Regions from separate parts of the Homo sapiens genome. Here all the other regions are linked to region 3. A link is a contact called in ENCODE Hi-C or POLR2A ChIA-PET data. All regions are on one chromosome and are shown on one strand. Each heading gives the region's core, a stretch centred on a gene start or an enhancer-like site at or near the end of the contact. The rest is flanking DNA. Distances are from core to core; before and after follow the strand shown. Region 1 overlaps MAP1B (microtubule associated protein 1B). Region 2 overlaps PTCD2 (pentatricopeptide repeat domain 2). Region 3 overlaps MRPS27 (mitochondrial ribosomal protein S27).

Region 1 (4,764 bases), core at 452-2,951, 73 kb after region 3:
AAAAGCATTGTAGGGATATAGAAAATCATCCAGAATGAGCGGTACAATTAAGAAGAGAGAGAAAATATGATCACAGGACCTCAACAGACCTTTGTTGATTTTCTCAGAAGATAGGAAAAAAGAAACTGAAGGAAAGCTGCCGCCAACTTTTCCCCCTCCATTGTGCCTAGATGGGGGGAGAAGGGGATGTAAACAGCAGGGCAGGGTTCAGGTAGGGTGACTAGCCCTCACTGGTTCCCAGGGACTGAGGGGTTTTCTGGGACACAGGACTTTCAGTGCTGAAATCAGGGCAGTCCTGAGCAAACCAAGATAGTTGGCCACCCTGGCTTCAGGCCAGAAGGAAGGCTTCCTGGAACTGAACAATTTGGCAGTGGAATAGAAAACAACTTATTTACTATTTAATTTGAGTCTGATAGATGAAATTAAAATCTGTAAGTGATGATTTCCCACCCTGAGTGCTCACATGCTTAACCCTTTAATTTCTGGAGGGATTTCAGAATCCCTCTTAGCAAGCAGTGATTTCTGATAGGACCATTCAATGTAGCCCCATGGTTTGGAGGGGAAATGTTAAGATCAAAAGGAGTGGATATGACACACAGAGGGATATCATAATAACTCAGGACAGGCTGCTGGGGTCTTTTGAGGCTAAAGGACCATCTCTGCAGACAGGCAGGGCCCAGTCTTGGAGGTCTCTATTAAGAACCTTATGGGCATGTTTTTTGTGGCCACATGGTGGGAAACTGAAGTGCCAGGGCCTCCCCCATTTACATGCTGCCATTGTGAGCAGTCTGTGCTCCTTAACATATGCTGATCCTGCTCTCTGCTGAGACCCTGTGTGAGCTCTTGTCTCTGCCTGGAATTTACTTTTGGTCCAACCAATGCACACACACACACACACACACACACACACACACACACACACACACTCCAGAGCTCAGCCGAGACATCATTTGCGGTGCTTTTCCTATGGTCACCTAAGCTCGCTCTTGAATTTTAGGAGCCCCCATCACGATGTGGTATCATTGCCTCTGCTGGTCTGTCTTCCCCCAATCAGTTAGGGCAGCAGTTAGGTTATATCTTGTAATATAACCTACTGCCAGGTACAGGGTAAATGTGTAATAATCATTTGAATGACAGGGAGGAAATCCTCCTCTTGTTAGGTATTCTTTGCTACATATATAATCACTTTTTCCCAACAACTGCTAGTTCCTGGGTGTGAGTCAAATCCACAACATATTATGTTAGATAGAGGATATTCTGTAACAGTGAGCAAGGAACTAAGAAAAAGATAGGTACTGAGCACAATTGCTGAATATGACAGGTTCTGGTCTGGTCTATCTTTTCTTTCTTTTTTTTTTTTTTTTTTTTTAGAGACAGAGTCTCTCTCTGTTGCCCAGGTTGGAGTGCAGTGGCACAATCATGGTTCACTACAGCCTTGAACTTCCGGGCTCAAATGATTCTCCCACCTTGGCCTCCCAAAGTACTGGGATCACAGGCATGTAGCACTGCACCCAGCTATCCTTTTTTTTTTCTTTTTTTTAAGCAATAATTTTAATTGTTCCTTCCCTTCACCTCCCAGTTTCTGTCCTTACACGCTCACATCCTCTAGAGCTTGGCTATAAAAGTTAACGAGGTAGCAGTTGCAAGCATTAGCAAGATGCTTTCGGCAGTTTGCCAAAAGCCAGGGAGCCCATCTTGAAAAGAACGTAGTCACCCCCTGCCGTCATGCCCTGACTGCCCAGCATTCTGCGTGAGTGGCAAAGCCCAACTCAGGAACACAAAGCAAAAGACAGCACAGCACACACATGAACTTTTGCCACTTTTGTATTTTATTGTGGAACTGAGTTTTTTTTTTTCCTTTACATCAAATATCCTCAATGGAAGAGGGGATATTGCACACAAATATCATAAAAGCACTACATATTACTTTCACTGGAAACTAATTTTCTACATTAGATATGACTGGATAGGATAGAAGTGATGCAGGATTATAAGACATAATACCATACACAGCTGCAGACTGACACAAACACCATTCAGAACAAGAGAGAGGAGTGTGAAGTGCTTCTCAGCTGGGCTCAAGACCACTTCTTTCCAGTGCTGGAAAGAGGGGCTGCATGCAGTGTAGGAAAAGCGTGTCTCTGAACTGCCACAGGGTGTTCTCGAAAGGGCAGCCCGGTCTTGATGCCACTTCTCCATGGCTCCTGTTTTGGGGAGCTCCAAACAAGTGCAGAGAAGCTGCCTATTTTTTCCCTTCCTTTTCAGTTTTTGATGCTGCCTTTAAAAATCAACTTCATGAAGTCACAGATTTTTTAACAGTAAATAGTTTTAATACCAGGTGAATAACCTAATTGCTTTCAAAGAAATGCTCATCCCTAGGCTGCTTTTGGTGTATTGTTCAGTTGGTTAAAAGATAAAAGCTTACAGTTCCTTTCAAATGGAAACAGGATCTTTTCTTCTAAATCTGAAGCACAAAAAAAAAAAGTTATTATCCTAACTCACAATATCATTACTGAGCAGGAACCTCCTGTGACAGGTGACTAAAGAGAGGCAAGAAAAGCAAATTCAGAATTGTAGAGCAGCTCCTAAGAGCTGAAATTTGGTAACAGAGGGAAAATGAAAGGTGGTAAGATTTCCATTAGCAAATGATTAAATCTTAATTAAATGAGTATTGGAAAGCTCCTAGACTGCATAAGCTATTGGAGACACTTAAAACATTCATATACACTGGGGAAACCATTCACTATGATATGTAACGTTAAGAAAAAAAATTTTTTTGAACTCCATGGAAAATGGTGTTTAAAGAGGGGAGGAGGGGAAGTTAGTCATTGTATCCAGTCCCACCACAAGACTGAGAAAGCATGCACAGGGCTCAGGGTTTTGAGAAAGGGGACAGAATTGGTTAAAATTGAAAATGGAGGATCATCGCTAACATTTAGTCTCTGTAGAATTTTGTTTAAGAATACTACCAAAAAGGTCATGATCATGAGTGCTATCTCGATAGAATCCCATCATTTAAACAGAGTGTAAATTCCTTCCACTCAAATATTCAATCTATACAATTGGATTAAGTAATCAGTATGAACAAAGCTCCTAGAAGTCTGTGTCGATCTTTAGCTCTCACCATGAATGTACATGGTACATTGTGATGGCTGTTACTAAACTAATCGTGTATTTATGGAACTAGCAAAATTAGGTTAGTCACACAGGCAGGAAAGGTGTCTGGAAGGACAGGAGCAACCTGTAATGCGAATATTGGTTTTCTTGGTATACTCAGGCTCTGTGGTCATATTGAGAACAACGGATGGAGAAAGGTACTGATAGATTTCATAGGAAAAAGAGCCAGCTGACTAGTGACAGTTTTTACATATTTTTCCCATTAAATCCCATAGCAAAAAAAAAAAAAAAAAAAAAGAGAGAGAGAGAGAGAAAGTGAGGAGGGTGGAGTGGTTATAACTGAAGACTGGCTATAATTCTCCTACAATGTTTATAGTTTTTAAAGCAAAATAATGTTCAGGTTAAATACATTTAATTGTGAAATTGGAAAATAACTTGCATCTTCTGTCAAAGAAAAATCAACCAGAGGTCTGGATTTGGCAAGAAGGCTAAAAATCTGGTTTTCTTCCCACGCATTATGTAGACCAATTCAACTTAAGAGCTAACCATTAAATAATTATCTTGAGTATCTTAGGTTGTGTTATAAAATAAATTTGAAGTAGATGAGTTTATACTCAATGAAATTCATTGGCGTCACAATGACTTTTCCATCATGTGTTAATTTCTTGTACCCTTAATATGTTATTTTCCAAGGACTTGAAAGAAATGGGGTAATAAATAAAAGCTGCATTTCTAGAGAAGCCTAACAAAAATAGAATATTAATTTTCTTTAAAAAATTAAACATTTGAAAAATGTAATTCACAGCATTAAGTAGACTGCATAGGTCCTCAGTGAAAGGACCCTGAAGAAGCATTTTTTTAAACCCTCATCATAGTTAGCAGTGCAAAACATAGACTTATCAGACAAAAATCAACTAAAATGTTAATTTTGAAATAAATAACTAACATAGAAAATAAAATGAGGTCATTGTTCTCTACTCCGTAGATCTTAGAGTCTGCAGGAAATGTAATGTGACAGAGCACAGCACAGTTGTCACGGAGAAGTTTGCCTCATCTGAACACTGGGTGCATTGATCTGCAACTTGAAACTTGATGTCAGTGTTAATCATGATCTGGCTTCCCAGGTTCACAGTTCAATGATGACAATGATGGAAATTTTCTCTAAACTCTACATGAACCGTAGGAGTTGAGAATTCATTTGTTTTCAATGTACTATTTCTTTTATTTTTTTTTTCCAGAAAAGAAAATCCCAAAGCAAATTTGTGCTAGGGTTCTTTGAACTTGGCTCTTTTACCTCATGGTTGAAGATCTTGAAAGAAGTATGTAGGATACCACTGGGTGATGTACTTGTCAAGGCCCTGAAAAGTAGCCTACCATGCCATTCTCCCCCACTCTCAAGTAGCACTTTTATGTTATGGGAATCAAGGGGTGGGAGGTATCATTATTCCTGGTAGTTATGGGTTTTTAATAAATATCATTACTGCAATATCAGACTTCAATCTTGCCAGAACTTCAAAAAACATTATTCAATTTTTGTCTTACGAAACACTTAAAAAAAAAGACTATCACTTGAGAATTTTCTTTGCAATTTCCTGTAAATGAAAACATTTGTTAAAAAGTTCATCTATGAAAAGTTCTCACATATCT
Region 2 (4,298 bases), core at 331-2,830, 66 kb before region 3:
TTAGGTTTGCTATATTTGAAGTAGGATATCATAGTGTGGTAGAGGCTGCCAGTTTTCTAACCAATATCCATTCTCTCCTCCTTTTTCGATAACAGAACTCCCTAACCTTAATAGACACTTTCATGTATGTACGAAACTCAAAGACCATTTCTCAGTATTCTTTGCAATTAGGTATGGTCATGGGATTAAGTTCTGGCCAATAACACCATCAGTACAAGTTGTTAGATGAGACATTTGAGAAAGCGTCTTTAAAAGGGATGAACTTCTTTGTCCACTCCCATTTTTCCTACTTCTTGCTGGACCAGGGATATAATGAATGGAAGTCACGTGTTAAAGATGGTAGAGTAGAAACATAGAAAGAGGCTGGGTTCCTGATGACATCATGGAATGCCACACAAGGCGTGGACTGACCAGACTCGTTTTCTACATGGAAGAAAAATAAATGCTCTAATTTGTACAGGTTTTATTTTTATTTTTGGAGTCTACATTGCTCCCAAACAAATGCAATTCTTAACTCACACATATGAGTAAGATGCTGCCACGAAGGAATTTGTGAGAAATGAGTCCTGTCTCCTTTCCTCCCTGTGCATCCTAGACTTCCCAGCATATGCTAGAACTTTAGGGTGACCTAAGTGGGTAGGAGAAAGGGGCATTAACACATTCACCTGTATTAACAAATGAATGATAAAAGCAGCAAAACCACTTGTCAATTCCCTTGCAAGGTAAATTCAATTCCAAAATGGATCTCCAATTGGAGACATGCCAGTTTTATACATAAATGATTAGAATTCAAATACGATCAGTGGAAAGTTACCCTGCACTGGTCTCTGCTATTTTCAGACATATTTGGAAGTGGAAATTAATTCTTTGATGTGAAGCAGCATTGCTAAAGAGGGTCTATGTTTGAGATTGAGAAGTTTAAATTCAGACTGAAAAGGCAGAGTCAACATACATGTGTTTTGATGAGATCTGTTAAATCATTGCAGTATGTATCACGTATTAGCTGGGAAAATAGGAAACTGGGCCCTCTGGGTCACACTGGCAACAGGAGCAATTTAATAAAACAATCAAGTCAGGGAGAAAATTTGTTAAGTTCAAATTTCAGTTGACAGTAGCAAAAGATTTTAGCATAAAGCATTAATTTTTAAAGTATATCAGAAAAAAGTTTCATTGATTTCTGTGAATACTGACTAAACAGACACTACTCAGCCTATCTGTCAGTTTCCATCTCTCAATAATTAATAAGCTGCCTTTAAGGATTTCAAGTAGATGAGTCAGCCTTGGAGAAGCTAAGGTCCATGCAGTCATTTTTTAAAATGTGCTCTACTAACAGAGACCTAGAATCTAAAAGATTACTAAACTTGAGAATGGCAACCATATCTTTTTCATCATCCCCGAGGAAGATGACATAGGCTTATATTGCAACATGAGAAATTTGGGTTGAACATTTGAAAGAATTTCCTGAGAATTTTTAAACACTGAAACTATCTTTAAGTTTCCCGACAGTGGGTAATTCTGTGACGCAGTTCAGAGAGGATGATTCATACTCAGTATCACTTCAAAGTTACTTATGGAGTCCTTGCCTGAAACACGCCCATTCCACTGCATCCATAGGCTGACTTTCCTTTCTAGCCCTCAGAGGAAAGGAGCTGTTCCTGCTGCCTGGTGGGCAAGCACACACTTTTTTCATCATGCCCTGCATTGCTCCTCTTATTGGGAATGGACAGCCTCATGCTCAGCAGGCTCATGTTTAGCTCCACCAAAGCACCTTCTCATTTGGGGGAAAAAAAAAAAATCAAATCATTACTAGATTATTTTTGTTGTTGTTGGAGGCAGAGTCTCGCTCTGTTGCCCAGGCTGGAGTGCAATGGTGTGATCTCCACTCACAGCAGCCTCCGCCTCCCAGGTTCAAGCAATCCTCCTGCCTTAGCCTCCCAAGTAAGCCAGGATTACAGGCACACACCACCACGTTCAGCTAATTTTTGTATTTTCAGTAGAGATGGGGTTTCACCATGTTGTCCAGGCTGGTCTTGAACTCCTGACTTCAAATAATCCACCCACCTCAGCCTTCCAAAGTGCTGAGATTACAGGCATGAGCCACCGCACCCAGCCCATTACCAGATTCTTGTAACTGTGAGAGATAGGCCACGATGGAAGGAGATGAGAAATCTAAATCCAGAGGTGGCTTACATGCACTAGTGGGATCATGGTTTTTGACATCCAGTCTTGTGTTCTTTTTATTATTCAAGAGGAGCCACTAATCCCAGTCCTGGATAAAAGAGACGCACCTTTTTCATCTCTGTAGGTCTGGAGTGGCGGGGAAACCCTAGGCTTCGCAGTCAGACAGAGTTGTTGGTGTTAAAACCCTGACTCTGCTATTTATTTAGTTGGGAGAACTAAGGTAATTTACTTACCCTTGAATCTTCATTTTCCACATCTATAATGTGGAGAAAAATTGTTTTGATAGAGTTGTATAACAAATCTAAAGTACCAAGCATGACACCTTAGATAAATTAAAACCTGCTTACCTCACTGTTTGATTTCTTATCACCAATTCTTACTGAAACCCTCAACCTTGCTTCAATTCTAGGAAAAGTGATCAATGATCCAAGTAAAACACTTCTCCCCCTTTTCTCCTTTCTTTCCTTCCTGATGTTATCAGAGACTTGGATAGCTTTAGCTTTAGTGGAAGAGTATCTTGCTAATCCCAGCAGTTCTATTCTGTCCCATCATGATAGATGGGACATCTGAAGGCCATTCTCTCTCTCAGAAGCAATTATATACTGGAATACCAGAGCTGTCCATATCCAGTAGGAAGCAGATAAGTCAGAGACATAGTATGCCTGCTGGAAGACCAGGCTTCCCAGTCTGTTTAGCTTACTGGTATCACTTGCTCAAATGACCTGACCTTCTGGACTCTGGACCTTTGCCAACCTTGGCCTCCCAGACCTGCTTTAGCGTGTGAGCTTTTCAGGCTGACCCACCTGCTCAGACCTGTAGTTTCTGCTTCAGCCCCCAAGATGAACAGGAGCTACCTGCAGCAGGCTAAGACAGGGAGGGCTCTCAGCCGCTTGGATTTCTACACAGCTGCAAGTCCTTCCCTCTCTTTTCTGGTGCTTCCTCTGCCTCACCATTAATGCCTTATAAACTCATTTCTGAGCCCTCATACTTCCCTGCTTTCTTATGGCATTCATCAGTTCATATCAAATCCATTACCAGGTGTATATAGTTGAGTTCATGCCCTCCAAGTTTATGCCCTTTGAAACTAAAATGTCTCTGTCGATATTTTTCTAGTATTTTGTTTCTTCCATTACAAACCCATTTCATTTTTTCAAGTTCTCTGTTATCACTCTCTCCATCTTTCTGGTTCCTTGGGCTCACCTTTCTCTCATGTAAAAGCATTTTGAAAAGTAAAGTTGAGGTCCAATATGAGGAATTCTTATTGCACACTTCTTGCCTGACCTTGTTCTCCAAAATTTACCATAAATACTCATCTAGTCATTCTCTGAAAAGTCACCTGGGCACTGGTGTGGGATGACATTTGAGGATAACTACTATGGGCAGAACTGAAAAGCATTATTATCTTTAAGTATGACTCTTTCAGAAGTTTGGAGTTATGCATAATTCCTATTCACTAGGTTCTAGGATTCAGTACAAATGAATATTCCTTTTAATTTAACTCATGTCAAAAAAATACTATTAGTATTAGCAAATATTCATTGAACAGACTACCTGCCAGGCACTATGCTAACTATTTTATATGCATAATTTATTTTAATCCCCACAACAAAAAGATAGCAACTATTTGTTGCAGGAAGTCAGGAACCCCAAATGGAGGGACTGGCTGAAGCCATGGCAGAAGAAAATAAATTGTGAAGATTTCATGGACATTTATTAGTTCCCCAAATTAATACGTTTATAATTTCTTATGCCTGTCTTTACTGTCTTTACTCTGAACATAAATTGTTAAGATTTCATGGACACTTATCACTTCCCCAATCAATACCCTTGTGATTTCCTATGCCTGTCTTTAATCTCTTAATCCCGTCATCTTCTTAAACTGAGGAGGATGTATGTCGCCTCAGGACCCTGTGATGATTGCATTAACTGCACAAATTGTTTGTAGAGCATGTGTGTTTGAACAATATGAAATGTGGGCACCTTGAAAAAAGAACAGGATAACAGCAATGTTTAGGGAACAAGAGAGATAACCTTGAACTCTTACTGCTGGTGAGCTGGGCGGAACACAGCCATATTTCTCTTCTTTCAAAAGGAAATTGGAGAAATATCACTGAATT
Region 3 (4,525 bases), core at 117-2,616:
TTGGAGAAAGAACAATTGCCAAAACATACCCATTGGGTCTTCCTGGTGTATTGGCACTAGTTGGAAAATTTTAGACCAGATGACCTCTGAAGTCCTGCCAACTTCCGGAATCTGAAATTGCAACCTGGATAGACTAAGTGAGTCCCTTGGAGCCATGTGACAAGTCCAAGCTCCAGCTGTGGATGAGGCCTGACTTCAAGTTCAGAAGCTCATCAGCTAGCCCAGTGTATCTCTTTGTGTCAGTTTTTTTTCCTAAGCAGTTTCAGTAATATACCAAAAGATACAGACTCAATGAACATTTTGAAACCTCCTAACAGTGTGACATAGAATTAATTAAACCTAGAAAAAAATTAACATAAAAAGAAATTCAACAATGAAAATGTATTATCTTGTGGGGGAGGTACTAAAAAGACCCTGAAGGAGTCAGGATGGGAAGAAAGAGGTGACTGGGGTCTTAGGACCAGTTTAGTCCCCACTTTGATCTGTAGCTTTGAACTAGTTAGTGAACTCTCTGGACATCAGCTTTCTAGATGAGCAGATCATCTTGGATGCCTCCCAAGGCACTTCCCATAGCTAAAACATAATGTTTCTTAATGTCACTGATAAGATTTTATCACCAGATGCCTCAGACTTTGAAAGCATGTAGCTCTGGCTTTTTGTTTAGTTTCTCACGCAGAATTTTATTCACTTTAAAATTGAAGTTCCAGCCGCCTTAACTATGAATATCAAGAGAAAAACTAATAGATGTAAAAGTAAACAACAGAAAGGGTAGAAGATCTCTTATTCTCTTCTGGATTTAGGTGACAGACTTCATTTACTATCTTGTTTGTGAATATATTTAGTAAATTTTGTGGTATGAGAAGTTGGGTATCCACTCTTATTTATCCTCTAGGTAACTAATTTTTATACATATGTACTTGCCTTTTTCCTGCAAGGCCCACAAACCACATGTTTTTGATGCCTTGTATATACATGAGATTTAAAAGGAGAAGGCTAAAGTAAATCTGTTCTAATAGCTACAGAACCATTTGTAAATTAAACCTTAAACTCCTAAAATTTCACATAAGAATATGTATCCAAGTTCTTTTTTTTCTACAGTATAAACCCCTTTTATTGAAAAATATTTCTCCTGCCTATTTTTATAATTGTAAAGTCAAATTAAGGTACCAGGAATTATAGCTACAGGGCAATGAGAAAGGCATAACTAAAATATAGTTTTATATTTATTATATAAACCCTACTTCAGTAGGGTTTTAAGTGTAACGCAGTTTGATTTGAAAATAATTAAGAGATCGTTTCAGAAACTGGTATAATATTTAAGGGAGAGCTGAGTAGATAAACAGAAGCTTCAAGGAGAGATTTATGGGAACAGAAGTTTCAGTTGATTGCATCATGGTTTTTGAGGCCAAAGGCAAATAAATTCCTGAGTATTTCCAGATGCTGTGTGTCTAGGCAAGAGGACATCTGAGGAGCTAGAAGTATTTGATGTGAATTCTGTTTAGTGGTCTAGGCTGCTTTCATTTTCATGATAGATTTCCAGGTATGTTTGTTTTGAACAGGCAGATTTTACATTTTGAGGTCTATTCTGTTTTTTTAATAGCAATGCTGATTTTAAGACAAATAGTATCACCATTTTATACCTAGTAATAGGCAAAGCTGGGACTTAAAACTAGGTCTTCCAACACCAGATCATTACAGCACATGAACAGTGTATTCATTATGCACTGGCTGTTACATAGTTCAGTGATGGACACTACCAAGAGGTGAAACTCAATCATTAGTCTTCATTGGTAAAAATCTTGGCAGAGTTTTGATAAGTCAAACACTGAAATTATGTGTTCAAGTGAGAACTTTGTGCATCTCATACGTATAGATTAGTATAGTCCTCCATTTGCTGAATAATAGCAGGTAATAACAGACTTACACACTTACACAGTGCTTTCAGACTCCAGTTGGAATGGACTACTGTTCTCTGAATGTGCCTTCTACTTTCATATCTTGCCTATGCTCTTCCCTCCCCACTGTCTCTTTCTAACAGAATACAGCCTGTGTTTTAAGGCCTGTCCCAAATTCTGCTACACTCATAAACTTACCCTGATTTTCACGGTTGAATGTGATCTCTCTGACCCATCTATAAAATTTTGTTTTACCTATTCAGGGGTGCTTACTTATTTTGTTTTGTCTTCTGTCAAAAATATTTCTTTCTTTCTCTTTACCTGAGACACAGTATAGTATAGTAGACAAGAGTATGGACTTGAGCCAGAGTGCCTGGATTTGAATGTCGAATGTGCCATCCATTTCCTCCCTCATAAAATGAGTGTTAAAATAGTGCCTGTGCTTTAGGGTATTTATGAGACTCCAAGAAATTGATAACGTTATAATGCCCTTAGAACAGTCTTGGGACAAAGAAGGTCAGTGCTCAATAAAATTTAGCTTTAATGTTGACTATACTAGATTGTAACATCGGGAGAAGCAAGGAGTATTTATTTCCCATACTTCTCTCTTATGGGAAAATGTATTTGATTTCTGGTTTAGGTTTCCCTAACCATCCGCACCACCCCTGCCCCAAGGGCATCAAGGTGTAAGGGCCATCAAGGCTCAGGAATGTGGAGAAGTAGATGCTTAGGAACACTAGTAGTTCAACACACATTTAGAAAGGATATCACATTTTGGGGGAAGCTTCCTGACCCTAAAAGACAGCAAATCAAATCTGTCATACGTGTACCCGTATTGCTAAGCTTACAGCCACAAACCAGAAGGGGGCAACAGATCTGCTTACTATCTGTGAAGAAGGGAGAAGAAGCCTCAAGAAAATGATTCCCAGTTAGGAAAAAACTGCACCATAACTGATCTCTGATAAGATGTTATTGAATCAATAATCAAAATACAGATTAGACACAAAAAGAGAGGTCTGTTCTGTGGGCTGGGAGCATGTAAGCAATTGAAATAGAAATTGTGGAACTGCTTCCAGAGATTTTAGTTTTGATATCTGGCATGCACAAGAGCAGCTCAGAATGGCTAAAGTTGTTTAATGTTGTCAGCATTCCCCACTTTTATTTTATTGGTTTTTTTAGAAGCTGTGCAAGAGTTTCTATTTGTAGAGCTGATTCTTATATAGAAAACTGGGCTGCTGTGCAGCCTTGCAGGTTAGAATGAAATATACATTTTTTTCATATTTTTAAAATCATTTCTTGTTTATGGAAAAAGTAATTACATATTCTTTTTTTAAAAAAAATACTTATAAAGGAAAAATCACTTGTTTTTAGTGTGTTTCTTGCCAGTCTTTTAAGTATATCTTTCCATTTTATTTGTTTTAAACTATTAAACAGTAAGTGTCACATTTCATCTATAAATTCAGTGCAATTCCAACCAAAATCTCAGCAGAAATTTTTGGGGAACCTGAGAAGATGACCCTGAAATTCAAGTGAAAGAATAAAACCAAGAATAGCTAAGACAGTTTTAAGAAGACTAACATAAAATGATTGGTCCACAAGATAGACAACAAGACTTATTAGAAAGCTACAAAAAATACAAATGAAGATAATGGCTTAGATGTAGACAAATAGACTAGTGGAGCAGAATAGAGAGAACCCAGAAATGTATCTACATATCTGGAAACCTGAGATATTTTTTACATCAAAGGGCGAAGAATGGATTAGTTAATAAATGCTACTTAGACAATCGATAATCTAACAATTATATGGGAAAATTCTTCATTCTTACTTCAAAATATATGAACATACTCACACACATTTTTTTTAGGTAGATTAAAAACCGAAATGGAAAAAGCAAAACTTTTAGAAGGAAATATAGGAGAATATTAATAGTAGTATAACACTGGGGACACTGAAGGATTTGTTTTTTTTTGAACAAGACACAAAAAACATAACAAAAGATTGATAAATTTTTTTGTTTTGTTTTATTACTAAGTGATAATTGTTTTTGGGGTTTTGTTTTTGTTTTATTTTGTTTTGTTTTGTTTTGTTGTCTTCCATGATTCAGAATGGTTTTTGTTGTTGTTGTTATTTAATGCTTGTTGTGTGTTTTTTAAGAGACAGGGTCTCGCTGTGTTGCTCAGGCTGGTCTCAAACTCCTGTCCTCAAGCAATCCTCCCATCTTCGCCTCCTAAATGGCTAGGATTATAGGCGTGAGCCACTGCACCTGCTCTGATAAGGTTTAATGCATTAAAATTTTAAAGTTCTATTCTACAAAAATTTTGTTACCACCAGTAACAAAATTAAAAGACCAGGGAAGATTTGCAATGCATGTAGCTAACAAAGATTAGTATCTAGATTATATCCATAGGCCAATAAGATAAGAATTTTAGAAAAGTGGATAGAGAATATGAACCAGCAGTTCACAGAATAAAAAACCATATTGGCAGTTAACATATTTAACATATGAATAGATGCTCACTCTCAATAATCAGATAAATTACAGATTAAAATGATACATTTTCACATTTATTAGATGCAAAAATAAGACTTCCATAATAATTGTGACAAAGAGGAGCAACAGGAAGTCT

Evidence for each region. Hi-C counts contacts between places; a loop is a spot of excess contacts on that map. ChIA-PET counts read pairs that join two places held with the same protein, here RNA polymerase II (POLR2A). Pooled maps may share reads with other maps.
Region 1: a map of left cardiac atrium shows a loop between it and region 3 (2.3-fold over the local background). The contact joins two enhancer-like sites. A Hi-C loop is called at or near these places in 1 of 168 maps with a recorded cell type or tissue (left cardiac atrium), 4 of 37 single-sample maps with no recorded cell type and 4 of 50 pooled maps. POLR2A ChIA-PET finds 5 or more read pairs at or near these places in 6 of 52 experiments (AG04449, BJ, GM12878 and 3 more).
Region 2: a pooled map shows a loop between it and region 3 (2.1-fold over the local background). The contact joins two enhancer-like sites. A Hi-C loop is called at or near these places in 1 of 168 maps with a recorded cell type or tissue (CD8-positive, alpha-beta T cell) and 1 of 50 pooled maps. POLR2A ChIA-PET finds 5 or more read pairs at or near these places in 3 of 52 experiments (A673, AG04449 and WTC11).

The regions. Positions count from the first base shown.
Region 1 is chr5:72,206,613-72,211,376 of GRCh38, reverse strand. It overlaps MAP1B (microtubule associated protein 1B), which reads right to left. Exons shown (of 7, transcript NM_005909.5): 7 at 1,812-4,764. Among named protein-coding and RNA genes, the nearest start is that of MIR4803, 40 kb to the right of the region's middle. Within about 2 kb of position 1,701, at least 2 of the 41 ENCODE cell types and tissues checked have a DNase peak (open chromatin) inside an H3K27ac peak, as active enhancers do.
Region 2 is chr5:72,345,218-72,349,515 of GRCh38, reverse strand. All of the region lies in intron 8 of PTCD2 (pentatricopeptide repeat domain 2), which reads right to left. Among named protein-coding and RNA genes, the nearest start is that of PTCD2, 27 kb to the right of the region's middle. Within about 2 kb of position 1,580, at least 4 of the 41 ENCODE cell types and tissues checked have a DNase peak (open chromatin) inside an H3K27ac peak, as active enhancers do.
Region 3 is chr5:72,279,117-72,283,641 of GRCh38, reverse strand. All of the region lies in intron 4 of MRPS27 (mitochondrial ribosomal protein S27), which reads left to right. LOC107986422 (a long non-coding RNA gene) reads left to right here. Exons shown (of 2, transcript XR_001742742.2): 2 at 1-2,792. Among named protein-coding and RNA genes, the nearest start is that of MRPS27, 39 kb to the left of the region's middle. Within about 2 kb of position 1,366, at least 7 of the 41 ENCODE cell types and tissues checked have a DNase peak (open chromatin) inside an H3K27ac peak, as active enhancers do.